Regions from separate parts of the Homo sapiens genome. Here region 2 is linked to region 1. A link is an interaction called in ENCODE POLR2A ChIA-PET data of the cell type or tissue named here. Cell type or tissue: Panc1. All regions are shown on one strand. Region 1 overlaps CD9 (CD9 molecule). Region 2 overlaps VWF (von Willebrand factor).

The links. Peaks named below come from ENCODE experiments on the same cell type or tissue, not always from the same donor. Only the 100,000 strongest peaks of a DNase experiment are listed, where the experiment ranks them.
Region 2: POLR2A ChIA-PET joins it to region 1 with 5 read pairs; 5 of 35 experiments call an interaction of 5 or more read pairs at or near these places.

What each region holds. Positions count from the first base shown.
Region 1 is chr12:6,204,978-6,212,977 of GRCh38, forward strand. All of the region lies in intron 1 of CD9 (CD9 molecule), which reads left to right. Among named protein-coding and RNA genes, the nearest start is that of CD9, 8.6 kb to the left of the region's middle. RefSeq lists enhancers at 5,379-6,002, 6,033-6,534. In Panc1, no CTCF peak of the experiment used is centred here; no DNase peak of the experiment used is centred here; H3K27ac peaks cover 127 bases.
Region 2 is chr12:6,090,117-6,098,116 of GRCh38, forward strand. VWF (von Willebrand factor) reads right to left here. Exons shown (of 52, transcript NM_000552.5): 6 at 5,344-5,468. It also overlaps the pseudogene RN7SL69P. Among named protein-coding and RNA genes, the nearest start is that of VWF, 31 kb to the right of the region's middle. RefSeq lists enhancers at 3,126-3,722, 3,723-4,318. In Panc1, no CTCF peak of the experiment used is centred here; a DNase peak (open chromatin) is centred at 3,245; H3K4me3 peaks cover 626 bases; H3K27ac peaks cover 359 bases.

The sequences.
Region 1 (8,000 bases):
GAAAATAAAATTGCCTGTCAGAGAAACCCTAAGGATCAGGATTCCGGATCTGGGCAGGGCATGGACAAGTTGGGTGGCAGTGGCAAAAGCCCCTCCCCATGGTCTGCCTTTTCCCCCAGAAGCAAGTTGCTGGGACTGTTGCATAAAATGGCTCCCACCTCCAGTGCCCAGACAGCCTGCGCTGGGGTGAAGCTGGCTACACGTGCACTGAAGCTGGCAGGCTTGGGGAGAGGTGAGCTGAGGCCAGGTATCTGCTTCCTTTGCCCAGGATTTTGATGGTCTCTCCCCTACACCCACAGTGGGTGTGAACAACAAAGACCCAATCTTTTGATGGTGGTGAGGATTCCTCTGCACACGCTCACACTCACGTTCTCTACCCCCTTCTTTTCAACGTGGCCCACAGCACGATTCCAGACCCTGCTCTATTGTGCTCAGAGGAAGCAGCTGCTGGCTCCAGCCCGAATTTGGGAGTGCTTTGATATGCAGCCCTCTCTGGGGCCCTGCCAGTACTGACTCTAGATGAGCCCTCTGCGGCTGCTGGGCTCACAAATCAGCCTTCTCACCCCTTCCTCCAGGAGCAGTGTTGGATGAGAATCTCCCCCTTACACACATAGATCCTGTGTTTGTTTTGTCTGCTTTTGTTTGTTTGTTTGTTTTTGTTTTCCTGTTCTGTTCAATTTTATAAGGAGGCATAGCTTTTGGACTTGGTTGCAGGGTTGGGTTTGGAACTTAATAATACCTTGGATTGACAAAGGCGCCTTTTCTTCTAAAGAACACAAACCTTGATGGTTCTTGCCTGGGTGTGGTTCTCACCTGGGTGAGCCTGGCTGTGAGGGTAGGGGGCCTGAGGTCACCCCAACCACAGCTTCTGTGGTCCTACTGGCAGCATGTTCTAGACAGACCTGTGTGGAGCTGGGGAAAGGAGAGTGGAGAAGTTTGAGGAAGCTGCATGTTTATGTTTTGTGTTCCTCCCTCCCCCAGGTTGGGGTCAGCGGGACTTTATTTGGATCCACCACAGGTCTTTTCAACCAAAGCCTTGCAGAAACAGGCTTTACCCCATACACACAGAAGAGCAACGACTTCCTTGTTAAGAGTCTGAAAATCTGGGTGAGAGCCTGTCAGACCCATGGCCTCAGAGAGCAGGAAAAATCCTTTGCAACTGGGAAGGAAATTCAGAAGACAAAAAAAAAAAAAAATGCAGGGGAATAGGGGGCGGGGGCTAGTCTTTATACATTTCTTTCTTTCTTTTTTTTTTTGGAGACGGTGCTCACTCTGTCACCCAGGCTGGAGTGCAGTGTTAACAATCATGGCTCATGGCTCACTGCAAACTCAACCTCCCAGCTCAGGCGATCCTCACACCTCAGCCTCCTGAGTAACTGGGACTACAGGCATGTGCCACTACACCCAGCTAACCTTTTAATTTTTTTGTAGAGACAGGATCTCACTATGTTGCCCAGGCTGGTCTCAAACTCCTAGGCTCAAGCGATCTGCCAACCTTGGCCTCCCAAAATGCTAGGATTACAGGAATGAGCCACCGCGCCTGGCCTACATTTCTTAAATTTATGTTTTAAGGCCTGACTACAGATTACTTGCCTGTTTTATTCCATGGAAAAAGTCATGCTGGTCCAGGGACATTCTCATTTTCCATCAAGTGATGGCATGCAGCCGTAGAAAGCAACATCCTGTCCCCAGATGAGATAATTTTTTTGTGATAATTTTATAATAATTGTATCTATCTGGTAATTTCCTCCCCCCGCCTCTCCAAAAATACTTAGTTGTGGATAGTTTTAAGTGCTATATCCTGTCATCCTAGACTAATACATCTTAACGTTTTTAGGGAAATTCCTTTTTAGGGAATTCCTTGGAATCAGTACGACCTGCCTCCAGAAAAATGTTATGTCTGTTTCTGGAGGCCCATAGACATTTTTTTTTTTTTTGCCTTTTTCTCCATTGCCCAGGCTGCAGTATAGTGGCACCATCATAGTTCACTGCAGCCTCAAACTCCTGGGCTTTACACAATCCTGGCCTCAGCCTCTCAAGTAGCTGGGACTACAGCACACACCACTATACCCGGCTAATTTTTTTGTACAGAGAGGGTCTCTCTATGTCGCCCAAGCTGGTCTTGAACTCCTGGGCTCAAGCAGTCCTTCAGCCTCGGACTCCCAAAGCACTGGGATCATAAATGTGAGCCACCACGCCCAGCCTGAGCTCACGCTATAAATGCCCCATATTGGTTTTTCTCCCTCAGTTTCCAGACAACCCCTGCTCTGTCCTGAGTCCCATATTTCTGCCATAAGAAGCAGGTTGCCTCACCGTTCCCCGGGGGCTGCAATGGGGGCATCACAGGGGACTTTGTGAAAGGCATTAGAAATGATAAATTCCCTAGTGATCAAGTGCAGCTCAGATGGGACAGCTGGCCTCCCACCCATCCCTCTGACTCTCAGCTTAATCATTGCCTAAGGAGTGGTTTTCACTCGGTTAATTTAATGAGTGCTCTGTATTTCTAGTACACACGAAAAATGCAACTGTATGATCTTCCAGCCAGGTTGGGCCTCTTGGCTTAGCTTTTCCCAGAGCTTGGTGCTTCATCTTTGTTCAGGAAGAAAGGAGGTCTGTCTCTCTTCTCCTTCCCTCCAAATGCAGACGGAAAGTCTCGTCCTCTGAGGACTTGCAGAAAGGAGGAATGTCTCAGGAGGGATCATTTGGGGAGCTGCACTCCCAAGGAGTTGAGAAGCAGCCTGGTTGAGTAACTGGGAAAGGCAAAGCAGCCTGACTTGGAGAGGGGCCCGGATTAATGTGATTCCAGAGGAGGTCCCGGTAGAGAGAAGTTTGGGGACTACTGACTTGGAGAAAAATCAGAAACCCGGGTCTTAAGAGCCCTTCCTCTTCAATCCTTAAGCCAGGCATTGTGCCTGAGGGAAGAAATAGTGGCTCTTATGAGCTCTGCTAGAAAAGTAACCCTTCAGGCCAGGCGCGGTGGCTCACGCCTATAATCCCAGCATTTTGGGAGGCCGAGACAGGCGGATCACCTGAGGTTGGGAGTTTGAGACCAGCCTGGCCAACATGGAAAAACCCCCTCTCTACTAAAAATGCAAAATTAGCCAGTCATGGTGGCAGGTGCCTGTAATCCCAGCTACTTGGGAGGCTGAGGCAGGAGAATTGCTTGAACCTGGGAGGCGGCGGTTGCAGTGAGCTGAAATCGTGCCATTGCACTCCAGCCTGGGCGACAAGAGTGAAACTCCATCTCAAAAAAAAAAAAAAAAGAAAAGAAAAGTAACCCTTCACAGCTTACCCAATGCACATCCAAGTTTCCAGTGACACCTCTGAGCAGGCTAAGCAGCTGGTGGCTCCTGCCAAGCCCTCTCCTCGGAACTGAGCTTCACAGCTTCAGGTGCCAGTCCCTTGCTGACACTCCCAGTCTAAGCTGTGTGTTAGTCTCCAAGTTCAGAAACAACACAATACATGGGTCATAGGAGAAGAACCTCGACTGAGGCTAAAAATACCATAAAGTTAATCAGGCAGTTTTATTAATTATGAATTTATTAATTCAAAACCTATTCAAGGATTTTAGTTTTTTTTGTTTGTTTGTTTGTTTTTGTTCTTTTTTTTTTGAGGTGGAGTTTCACTCTTGTTGCCCAGGCTGGAGTGTAATGGTGCGATCGCAGCTCACCGCAACCTCCGCCTCCTGAGTTCAAGCCATTCTCCTGCCTCAGCCTCCTGAGTAGTTGGGATTACAGGGGTGTGCCACCATGCCCGGCTAATTTTTAGTAGAGACGGGGTTTCTCCATGTTGATCAGGCCGGTCTTGAACTCCTGACCTCAGGTGATCCACCCGCCTCAGCCTCCCAAAGTGCTGGGATTACAGGTGTGTAGTTTAATGTCTTTTAAACCTAAGTTGATTGAATGTAGTATGATAATACAGTGTACTGATTTATTAAAACTCTAAATGAAATGATCAGCAAAATCATACTATTTGTGAACTCATCATTGCTTTTTTTGTTGTTTGTTTTGAGACAGAGTCTCGCTCTGTCACCCAGGCTGGAGTGCAGTGGCGCAATCTTGGCATACTGCAACCTCTGCCTCCCAGGTTCAAGTGATTCTCCCGCCTCAGCCTCCTGAGTAGCTGCGACTACAGGCACATGCCACCACGCCCAGCTAATTTTTGTATTTTTAGTAGAGATGGGATTTCATCATGTTGGCCAGGCTGGTCTCACCTCAGGTGATCCACCCACCTCTGCCTCCCAAAGTGCTGGGATTATAGGCGTGAGCCACCGCACCGGGCTCGTCGTAGCTTTTCAAGTCAATAGAAATCTGGTGTTTGAATCCACATCATGTCTTCCCTTGTAGGTGGGCAGTTGCAGTGTGTAGTGTGCATGCACACCCCAGATTTATGCCCAACTCCACTGGATGTTTTCTGGGTGGGGAGTCATCCATACCTCCCTCAGCGGCCCCGTTCCTAGAGACGGGAGGCCCTTCCCACTAAGACATATTCCTCCTGCTCTCCATGGTGCAATGTAAACATCTTCTTTCTCACAATGTGGGACTGTGGATTTAAATTTATTATTGCTAAGCTCAGATGTTTTAAAGCTTCCTGTCTACAAGCCTGAGAAAATCTCTTCATACTCTCCTTTCCTCCTCTCTAGTCAAATTGTAGCCCTGGCTCCCTAAGACACAACCCTTTAGAGACCCAGACTGCAAATTTCTTTTTTTTTTTTTTTTTTTTTCTGAGATGGAGTCTCATTCTGTTGCCCAGGCTGGAGTGTAGTGGCACAATCTCGGCTCACTGCAACCTCTGCCTCCTGGGTTCAAGCGATTCTCATGCCTCAGCCTCTTGAGTAGCTGGGATTACAGGCATGTACCACCATGCCCGGCTAATTTTTGTGTTTTTAGTAGAGATGGGGTTTTGCCACGTTGACCAGGCTGGTCTCGAACTGCTGACCTCAGGTGATACGCCCACCTCGGCCTTCCAAAGTGCTGGGATTACAGGCGTGAGTCACCGCGCCCAGCTGGGACTGCTCATTTCAAATAGAAATTAGATTATCTTCTAGGATGAGGAGGGACACTTTGGCCTTCTTTGTCATGGGAGGCTGGCACTCTCCTCTAGGACCCTGGGGTGTGTCTTGAGAGCTCGTGCCCAGGGCTATAACACAGAGAGGCCTGTGCTGATGTCATCTTGTTCTGCCCTTTGCTGGCAGGGTGGTTCTGGGGAAGGGCAGAGGCTCCGGGTCCCACTCTGGGGCTGTTTTCACGGGGGATGGAAGGACCATGGCCACTGAACGGGCTGCGGTCCCGTCTATGGACACAATGCCAATGGGCAGCTGCAACAGTGCAGCCAAGGGGAAAGGAGGATGTGCGAGTTGCCCTGGAGAGTCCCTTCCCAGAGCGCCGCCTCTGTCCACCCTGACTATATGACCAGTGGAACCAAGGGTGTGGCTGAAGCTCTCAGGACAAAGGCCAGGGAGAGGAAGCACCGGCTGTTTTTTTTAGACTCTCTTCGAGCACCCACTACCCCCACTGCCCCCAAGCGAGGCCAGGTGTAGGTGGCATCTCCAGCCCAGGTGGCCATGCAGCTGCCCTGCTGTCAGGGAGGAGGCGCGTCTGCAAGCTGCCTTCCTTCCGGTGCAGATGGGCTCCCTTGTGGCCTTTAAAGATCGAAAACACCACTTTGAAATGGGATTAGATATGAATGGGGGGGAAACAGGCAAAAGGGAAAAAATTCTGGCTTCAGAATAGAAGAAATGGATCAAAAACACAAACAGCTTAACAAAATAATTGAGAATTGGGGCTCTGCAGTCAGACCATTCTGGGTTCAAGTTCTAACTCTGCCACTTACTTGCCCTGTGATCTCAGTTGAGCAACTTTTTTTTTTTTTTTTTTTTGAGAAGGAGTCTCGCTCTGTTGCCAGGCTGGAGTGCAGTGGCGTGGTCTTGGGTCACTGCAACCTCTGCCTCCTGGGTTCAAGCGATTGAACAGCCTCAGCCTCCCAAGTAGCTGGGATTACAGGCACGCACCACCATGCCTGGCTATTTTTTTATATTTTTAGTAGAGATGGGGTTTCACCATGTTGGCCAGGCTGGTCTTGAACTCCTGACCTTGTGATCCTCCCGCCTTGGCCTCCCAAAGTGCTGGGATTACAGGCTTGAGCCACCGTGCCCGGCCCGAGCAACTTAACTTTTGTGCCCCAGTTTTTTCATCTAAAAAATAGAAGACAATATTACCTCTTTGGTGGGCCTATTCTGAAAACTAAATAGTTCTGGAGAAGTGCTTAGGGTGGGGTTGTGGAACATAGATAGCAAATATTTGAGTACTTGCTGCTAGTAATTAGGTGACCTAATATGAAGAAGGAGCTCCTGGCAGAGGGGTAGGGCAGGTTGATAGGTTAGACAAGAGTTTGGGGATCTTGGCCTCCCTTGCTGGCTTGGGGTTTGCAAGATCCCATGTTGGAGCAGGAGGGCCGTTCCACCAAGCGGTGCCGGAAGTGCTTTTAGCCGACCCTGCCACTCCAGGCACCACCTGGCATTGCTTGAAAACTGTCAAGGAAGGAGCATCTCCCACCACTCAGGGCCACGCACGCACGTGGCGGCCAACTCTGCAGATGGAATGAGAGCAAGCTGCTGCAAGTGGCTAGAGTGTGTCAGCAAGAGTGTGTGCAGTCATCGCCAGACAGCTCGGCGAGGCATACACAACGGAAAACAAATGTGTGGTATTCTGGAATTTAAAGCAAAACATCCAAAACAATCCCCCACATCAGATGATTTTGGTTAAGATCAGAATGCCTGCTTTCAGTGGAAAAGGGATTTATGGGCTGGCCAGTGTATGCTACGCGTCTGGCAAGCAGGCAGTGGAAACTTGAAATGGGATTTCTTGTTTAGAAAGAGGTTACCTTGGGCTGGGGCCTCCCTCCCAATCAGCCCCAACATCCTAACGCCAGTACACTTCACTGAAGCTTTTCTCCTCTCCAGGGCAGAGGAAGGGCTCCAGGTTTTTAAATGATGCTGACTTTGTCCTTGAAAGGAGGGAAGATTTCTCAACTCGAACTTGTTCAGACCAGGTAGCTGCCTAATTTCCAGAAAGATATGCTGAGAAAAAGCTTACGGAGTTCCTCATCCTCTGCCACACCCTGGAGAGGGGACCAAGCTGTCTCCCTTCTATCAGGGAGGAGACAGGTCAGCAAGTAACCGATCTCTGCATGGCATGTGCTGTGCACCGTCAGAGGAAGAGTGCTGACAGCTGGGTCACTCATGCCTGCTCTGTGACCACGGGCAAGTCGCTTTACCTCTCGGAGCCTGTTTCTTCATCTCTCACAGGGATGATTCTAACTAGCTCTCAGGCTCTAAGGCAGCCCACTAAGAATCAGAAGGGGCAGCAGGGCCTTGTAGTGTAATTCTAGTCTCCTCCCTGGGAAACCTCTCATGCATTGCATTACTGTTGCTCCCACAGGGAATGTTCTCTTGTAAAGTAATGGCCTGCACCAGCCTGAGGCCAGGCTCGAACATTTACACACAACGAGCCAGGCATAGCAAGGTGGTGGCACCCCCAGGCTGTAGCTGTCTAGGGCCACCTTCACCCTTCCACCCAGGAGCCCCCCAGCTGCACTAGCACCCCTGGAAAGGGAGGCCACAGAGTCAGTAGGCAGGCTAAGCATGTGCTTAGGGCACCAACAATGCAGGCAGCTCAAGGAATCCAGGGAAATAGGCACTTTTTTTGAGCTTTATCTTACAAGTTCAACTTTTTTTATGTTGAATTGTATGGGTTGTGGGGTAGGTACCATAATCATCTCAGTGTCTAGAGCACTAAATGGCCACAGAAGGCAGAAGTTGGCCTCCCCAGGGACCCAGCTTGTCATGGAATGTTGGGTTTAAGTGTATGTGTGGACCCCTCTCCCCAGCCTGCCCTTATGGTATAAAAGAGTGACATATAATAGCAGGGGCCATTTATGACCCAGGGACATTGCTGGGGTTGGGGGGAGTGGGCCAGGAGCGGGCAAGGAGTTGTCTTGAT
Region 2 (8,000 bases), 110 kb before region 1:
CTGGCTAATTTTTTGTATTTTTAGTAGAGACGGGGTTTCACCATGTTAGCCAGGATGGTCTCAATCTCCTGACCTCGTGATCCACCCACCTCAGCCTCCCAAAGTGCTGGGATTACAGGCGTGAGCCACCGTGCCCGGCCGAAAATCTGTCCTCTCTTACACAATACCTCGAGTGCACTCAATTTGAAATCCATCTGGGTTCACAAACCGCTCTAGAAGGAAGGCTGGTTCCTGTCACTTACCCACTTGGAGGTGTGGAGATATCTGGGCACCTTGTTTTCCTTCTAACCTCAAGCTGTGCTCGGCTACCCAAAAGGAATGGGTTATAGTTGCGAGGGGGAAGGAGAAAAAGAATGCGTGTTGAAACTTGTGCTTAAAGCCCGGCGTGTGCTTGTCCTGCTTCTGCCGGCTCCCATTCTCAAGGCAGGGGCACTCCAGCGGAAAACACGGGACAGTGGGAGAATATGGGGAGCCAGCTAACAACAACTCCTCCTCCTCCTCCTCCTCCTCCTTCTCGTCCTCCTCCTCCTCCTCATCATCATCATGGCTCTTAACAGTTGAGCCCCACTGGGCTAAACTCTATACATATTATCCCTCTCTTACCTTTTCAGTGACCCAGCAGGTACTATTTCTGCTTTACAAATGTGGAAACTGAGGCTCTGCAAAGGCACTTGTCTTGCCCAGATTCACAAAGCCAGTAAGTGAGCTGACTCAAACCCACACCCTTAGCACCACGCTCACGCCGAGGCCCAGGGTGAGAGACACTCAAGGGGCTATCAAGGGTATGGTTCAGGCATTTAGAACTTTGACTGCAAAGAAGAGGAAACTCCTCCCTTCCACAAGACAGCACCCTCCCCTCACGTGCTAGAACTCAGTCCGCCTTTGTTAGTGCCGGTACTGGGCTAGGATCCAGGTGATGCAGACTTTGATGGACTAACCAGAGGACCTAGCACCACCAAAGTCCAAGGGAAAAAGTCTTTTGGAATGTACTTGTTTATAAGGTGGAGATTGTCTGTTCACAATTTAGGCAGCTGGATTTAGCATCAACTCAGAATATTTTTCTGGGTCTGACATTCTCCTTGGTCAGAGGTCAAATTGTTCCATGAAGATGAAGACTCACTGAATTAATAACCAGCTAAAACGAAGCTTCCTCGTGTTACCGTGATGGGGGGTGGGTGGGAGGAGGGAGATGTGGGTGTGTTTTATTTTGTTTCTGGAATAGGAGAGGGCTGGGTTTCTCTACTTATGTACTTACTTAGATAAATCAGATTTCTACAAGTAAAGGAGTCTGGATTATTGTGGAGGTCACAATCCCTAGATAAATTACACCACCAATTTCCATTCATCCACCCATCCAATATTTATTAAGACCTATTATATACTGTCTCTATAGCCCAATCCACAGAAACACATAATGAAAGAGTTTTGGTTTTGGTTTTGTTTTATAGACAGGGTCTCACTCTGTTGCCCAGGCTGGAGTGCAGTGGTGCAATTGTAGCTCACTGCAGCCTCTACCTCCTGGGCTCAAGTGATCCTCCTGACTCAGCCTCCTGAGCAGCTGGGTCTACAGGTATGAGCCACCGCACCAGGCTAATAAAGGGTTTTAGAACTTAAAGAAACCTTAAGAACCTGCAAAGCCCAACTCCCCAAGAGAAACACAAGGGCCCACTGGTAGAAATAACTTGAGTAGCCTGAACCAATGTGACCCGAACAGGAAAGGGAGGGAGCCAGGCAGGGCATGAGTCCTGGCTCTGCACCTTGCTAGCTGGCGACTTGGGGCAGCTACTTAACCTCCTATGGCTTGTTTTCTCATGGGATGAACAAAATCACAGAGCACCTGCCCTACTGCTCTGCTGATGGGCTGCGCACTCGGGTGACTGCAGCATGCACTCACGCTCTGCAGAGTGGCCCATGCCCAGACAAAGGCAACTGTGGCCTGTCGCGTCCATCATGACCATGGTCCTGGGTATAGGCAGGGGCCACCCTCTTTGTGCATGTTTGTAGGTTTTCAGAAAAAAATAAAATCCTAAGCCCCCCTACCGACTAAACGGACTCCCCCTTGGCCAAAGGGACCCCAGAGAAATATTAAAACTGAGTTCCTGGCCATGATAGGATGGGAGGTTGAACACCCCTCCTTATACCCTCTCCCTCGCTAACCACCATTAGACTTTCTTTCCTAAGAGTTAAACAGAACTGGCCCAGCAGGGACTCCCTTCCCTTTTTGCGGGTTTTTTTTTTTCTTTTGAGACAGGGTCTCACATTTTCACCCAGGCTGGAGTGTAGTGATGCAATCTCAACTCACTGCAGCTTCTGCCTCCCAGGTTCAAGCCATCTTCCCACCTCAGCCCTCCCATTAGCTGGGATTACTGGTGCACCACCATGCCCAGCTAGTATGTGTTTGTCTGTGTGTGTGTGTGTGCACGCGCGTGTGCCACCATGCCCAGCTAGTGTGTGTGCGTGCGTGCATGCCACCATGCCCAGCTAGTTAGTGAGTGAGTGAGAGTGTGTGTGTGTGTGTGTGTGTGTGTGTGTGTGTGTGTGTGTGTGTGTGTGTGTGCTGACCAGCATTCCTTCCTGGTAAGAGACCACCAACCACGGAATGGTTCTGGCTGATTTACAGAGGCTGTGCACAAGATGCCTCTGTGTCCTCCATTTCACCTTTTGACCTATAGAGGCTAATTTTAATGCATTTAAATGTTAAGTCTCCATCCCAAAATGAATGTGGGACATATGTAACATGTATGTTTGCTTACTGTATATGCAAATGCCTCCTCCCATTATGAATATTCATAGCTCCTCCCATAACCTGTTAAATATGTACACTGAGCCAACCCTTTTGGAATAAGTTTCTATTCCACCCCTTTCTCCCTTGAAGTGCCTGCTTTCAGTTTCTACCAGAGGCTACACTTCCCAGCCTGCAGGATGGCCAGCCTGCAGGCCACAACTCTGAATAAGAAAAGCTCTCCTCTCTAAGTTTATGAACCTTGTGATTCTTCAGTTGACATTTTTGACAGTGTGGTTGCTCTCTGGATAAGGGCAGGAAGGTGGTGCTGTCAAGCAGAGCAGCTTTGTAGAGGGTGTCGGGGCACAGCGTAGGTGTCGGGGCACAGCGTAGGTGCCCATTCAGAGCCCGAGGACTCATCCACCAGCTGTCCAGTGTTGGCTGCCAAGGGCTCACCACTGAGTCATTCCTCAGGAATGGCCCTCAGCCCAAGGGAGTTCCACCTCCTTACCCAGGGCAGCCCACATCCAGTGACCAACAGGGGCCACTCCACCTTCCAGAGCTCCTTGAAGGATCAGCTGAGGCCCCGCTGAAGCTCTATCAGTGCTATCACAAGCAGTTCAACTTCTCCCACTGCCCAACTCTGCTTCTCTCACTTCCTAACCAAGGCTGCTCGAGAGCTCCCCAGTAAACCTCCTGCATACAAACGTCCCGCCCAGGGAGGCTGACTCACAGCACCACCAAGGAACCTTGCTCCTCAGATGATGAGTCTCTGAGCACAATCCCAAAAGGGCAACAACCCCTGTTCCCCACAGGAGTCCAGCTTCACAGCTGCACCTACCTCCTCAGCCCAAGTCAGCCTGTTCCACAGTGGGGAGGGAATTACCCATTGAGTGAGGTCTTGCCCCACATAAAGCATTCTTGCCCCAAACACCCACACACAGAGAGGCACAAAGACCATCTTTACCTGTGGCAGGTGAAGGCAGAGTGTGGTCTGGCCACCCCTCCCCACCTCCCCTTCTCTCCAGTGTGAGGTCCTGGTGAGTGAGATCATGAATGGCAACTCTGATGCAGACAGAGCTGCTACAAGGCTACCTTGTAAGTGGCAACAGGGCTCTGTGGAAGGGGTGGGGCAGTCCTCCCAGCCTTGTCAGGGTTGGCAGGCATTAGCACACACAGGAGAGGAGAAGGCCATGTGACCACAGAGGCAGAAATTGAAGTCATGAGCCCAAAGACAGGGAATGCCGCTGCCACCCAAAAATGACGGAAGCAAGGACCTAGAGCCTCTGGAAGGAGCAAAGCCAGCCAACACCTTGATCTCAGCCCAGGGAAACTAAATTTGGACCTCCAGCCTCCAGAACTGGGAGAAAATAAATGCCTACTGTTTTAAGCCATTGAGTATGAGATAATTTGTTACAGCAGCTTCAGGAAGCCATCCTGACATCCAAGCTATGTCACTTCAGGCACAGCCTCTCACTCAGACTCCCTTCAGTGTCTGCAACTATAAAGTAGTTTTCCTTCCAGCTGAGCTGGTATAAGAGGAGGCTTTCCCTCCTATTTCTAGTTTACAACAGCCACTTAAGAAAGAAGTGGCTTTTTTCTATCGGTAAAATTTCAGACACCTAGCAGGTGATGATGGAGATATTTGGGGACAAAAGAGGGCACTGGAGTCTAAAACAGAAAAGCATAGTTACTTATTGCTATGGTTCAACTGTCTACGTCCTCCAAAATCCATGTGTTGGAACCTAAACCCCAAAGTGACGCTATTAAAAGGTGGCGCCTTTTAGGAAGTGATGAAGTCCTGAGGGCTCTGCCTTCGTGAATGGATTAGTGCTCTGATAAAAGAGGCAGATGAGAGCACTTCAGTGTACTTTTTTTCTTTTTTTTTAATTGAGACAGAGTCTGGCTCTGTCACCCAGGATGGAGTGCAGTGGCACGATCTCAGTTCACTGAAACCTCCACCTCCCAGGTTCAAGCAATTCTCCTGCCTCAGCCTCCTGAGTAGCTGGGATTATAGGCACATGCCACCATGCCCAGCTAATTTTTTTTTTTTTTTTTTTTTTGAGACAGAGTCTCACTCTGTCGCCCAGGCTGGAGTGCTAAGCTCCGCCTCCTGGGTTCACGTCATTCTCCTGCCTCAGTCTCCCGAGTAGCTGGGACTACAGGCGCCCAGATGGTTTCGATCTCCTGATCTCGTGATCCACCCACCTTGGCCTCCCAAAGTGCTGGGATTACAGGAATGAGCCACAGGACCCGGCTTCAGGTCACAGCAAGAAGGTCCTTGCAAGACACTGAATGCTGGTACCTTGATTTTGGGCTGCCTAGCCTCCAGAACTATAAAAGATAATTTATGTTCCTTAAAATTACCCAGTCTCAGGCATTTGTTATAGCAGCACAAATGGACTGAGACACTACACCAAGTCATTAGCCCAGACTCATTTTTAGAGCTTCAGGCTCGAGATGTATTAGAATTAGACTCTAGCCACAGTTAGTTTTGGAGGAAATGGCCCTGCGTAAGTCCATTCCTCCCCCAGATGGAAGGATATGAGACTGAGTCCTTCTGTCTTTTAGATCCAGAAATCACACACCATCCAGGTGCACCCAGGCCAGTCCACACCCACCTTCTGCATTTCCCCAGAGGAGATGTTGCATGAGCTGCTGGGAGGAGATGCCCGTTCACACCACTGTTCTCCACTGCTCAGAGCCCATGAGTTGGCAAAGTCATAAGGGTCCGAGGTCAAGGTCCCTGTGGAGGAAAGTTTCAGGAAAGTAATGCTTCAGTTATGCCTGTCCCAGAACTTCTGGGTGAAAATTCTAGGTCTGCTGGTGGTTTTGTGTGTTTTGTTTTAATTTTTTATAAAGAGACAGGGTCTGGCTATGTTTCCCAGGCTGGAGTGCAGCGGCTATTCACAAGTGCAATCCCACTACTGAGCAGCACAGGAGTTTTGACTTGACCCATCTCTGGCTTGGCTGGTTCACCCCTCCTCAGGCAACCCAGTTGTCCCCCACTCCCCAGGAGGCCCCCATATTGATGCATAGTGCTCTGCAGCCCAGAACACCTGGGCTCAAGCAATCCTCCCCCATCAGCCTCCCCAGTAGCTGGGAATGCAGGTGTGGGCCACCACACCAGGCTCTAGGTCTGTTTTTACCTGAATCAAACTTGTATTAAATTAAACAATAAGCATGCATACAGTGCTCAACCTAACACCACAGGGCATGGGCATCAGAGCTCAGCAGACGCTTGGAGACTGAAGAAGGATGGATGGATAGATGGATGGATGGATGGATGGATGGATGGATGGATGGATGGATGGATGGACGGTTACAATTACGATGAGGGAGATGAGGTGAAAGATGATGAGGAAATGCCCTTTCCCTGTCACTTCTCCATGCCTTCATGTGCCTTTCTCCCTCCATGTGGAATGTTCTCCTCCCCCTTATTGCCTTAACTATCTCCATTCCTTCTTCAAGATGCAGCTCAAGAACCACTGCCTCCAGGTGTGGTCCTGGTGAGTGAATGGTCCTTTCTGAACAGCTCTACTCCCATTTCGCACCCCAGCCTGTATGGGTGTCACCTTCCCTGTGCCCCATGGCACCTGGGCATCCCTCTACCAAAACACTCATCACCTTTGGTTTGTATTCTTTTTGCTCATATTCATCTCCCATTCAACTGTGAGCTCCTTACTTAAGGGTATGGGCTGTGTCTCTTATCTCTAAATTCTTATACAGTGGATTACGAATGCTCAAAATATTTTTGCAGAATGAAGGTAAGAATATGACATGGAACCTAAGCCCAGTCCCCAAGTCACTGCATACTCCAGGCTCTCACAGCATCTGTGCTTTAGTACTTATAGTGCTCATGCTACTGTCAGCTACTCACAATAGACTGTGAGGGCCTCGTGGACCTACATGGCCTAGTGCAAAGTAATTGCGTAATCTGTATTACAAAGGCAGTATGAGACTACTACCTTTGCAGTATTGGGATGAGCAGTTTTCTGCATAGCCAGGCCTGGAAGAGAGAAGTAGGTCTCAAGGTCAAGTAATGCATTTGCAAATAGTAAATAAACTGTCCCCAGGGAAGGAAAATATAAATGAGACCTTGGAATATAGTCAGTTGGTATGTGGGGGTTTGATAGGCAGAAAAAGATCCCCCCCACACCAAAGATATATTCACTTCCTAATCCCTGGAGCATGTAAATATTATCTCATATGGCAAAAGATGTGCTTGAGTTAGGGATCTTGAGAGGAAGAGTTTCTCTTGGATTACTTGGGTAAGCCTAAATGCAATCACCTGTATCCTTATAAGAGATGGGTAGAGGCCGGGCACGGTGGCTGACACCTGTAATCCAGCACTTTGGGAGGCCAAGGAGGGTGGATCACGAGGTCAGGAGATCAAGACCATCCTGGCCAAGATGGTGAAACCCCGTCTCTACTAAAAATACAAAAAAATTAGCCAGGCATGGTGGCACGTGCCTGTAATCCCAGTTACTCGGGAGGCTGAGGCAGGAGAATTGCTTGAACCTGGAAGGCGAAGACTACAGTGAGCCGAGAATGCACCACTGCACTCCAGCCTGGTGACAGAGCATGACTCCATCCCAAAACAAAAGACAAAACAAAACAAAACAAAACAAAAAAAGACATGGGCAGAGGGAGACGGGCAAAGACACACACACAGGAGAAAGCAATGTGAAGACAGAGGCAGAGACTGGAATGATGTAGCCATGAGTCAGGTATGACTGCAGATGGTAGAAGAGGCCAGGAACAGATGCTTCCCGAGAGCTTCTGGAGGGAGTTTTGGCCCTCCCAACACCTTGATTGCAAACTTCTGACCTCCAGAACCATGAAAGAATAAATTTCAGTTGTTTCAAGCCACCGAGTTTGTGGTAATGTGTTGGTAGCCACAGGAAACTGATACATGGGAGAAGCCAAAGGCAAGAGAACTTAAATTTGTGGCATGTTGACTGTGTGCCAGACATTGTGACAGGTACTCTCTGGGTACTCAGTCACTCCATATCACACAGGTTTTGACACTTTCTAATAAACCACATTAAGGAAGGGACATAGAGGAGGCTTCATGTTGTTGCCTGGGCAAAGCCCCTCTGTGACCCTGTGTGATCTGGGCTGATCCCAATTCCTTATGTGCAAATAAGGAGTTAGACTAGATGACTTCTAGGGTCGTTTTTAGCCCTGACCATCTATGAAGTGAAACTTTACAGGCTAGATCTGAAACGAGACATACACTGTCCAAGAGATGGAATTACAAATATTCTTGCTTAGA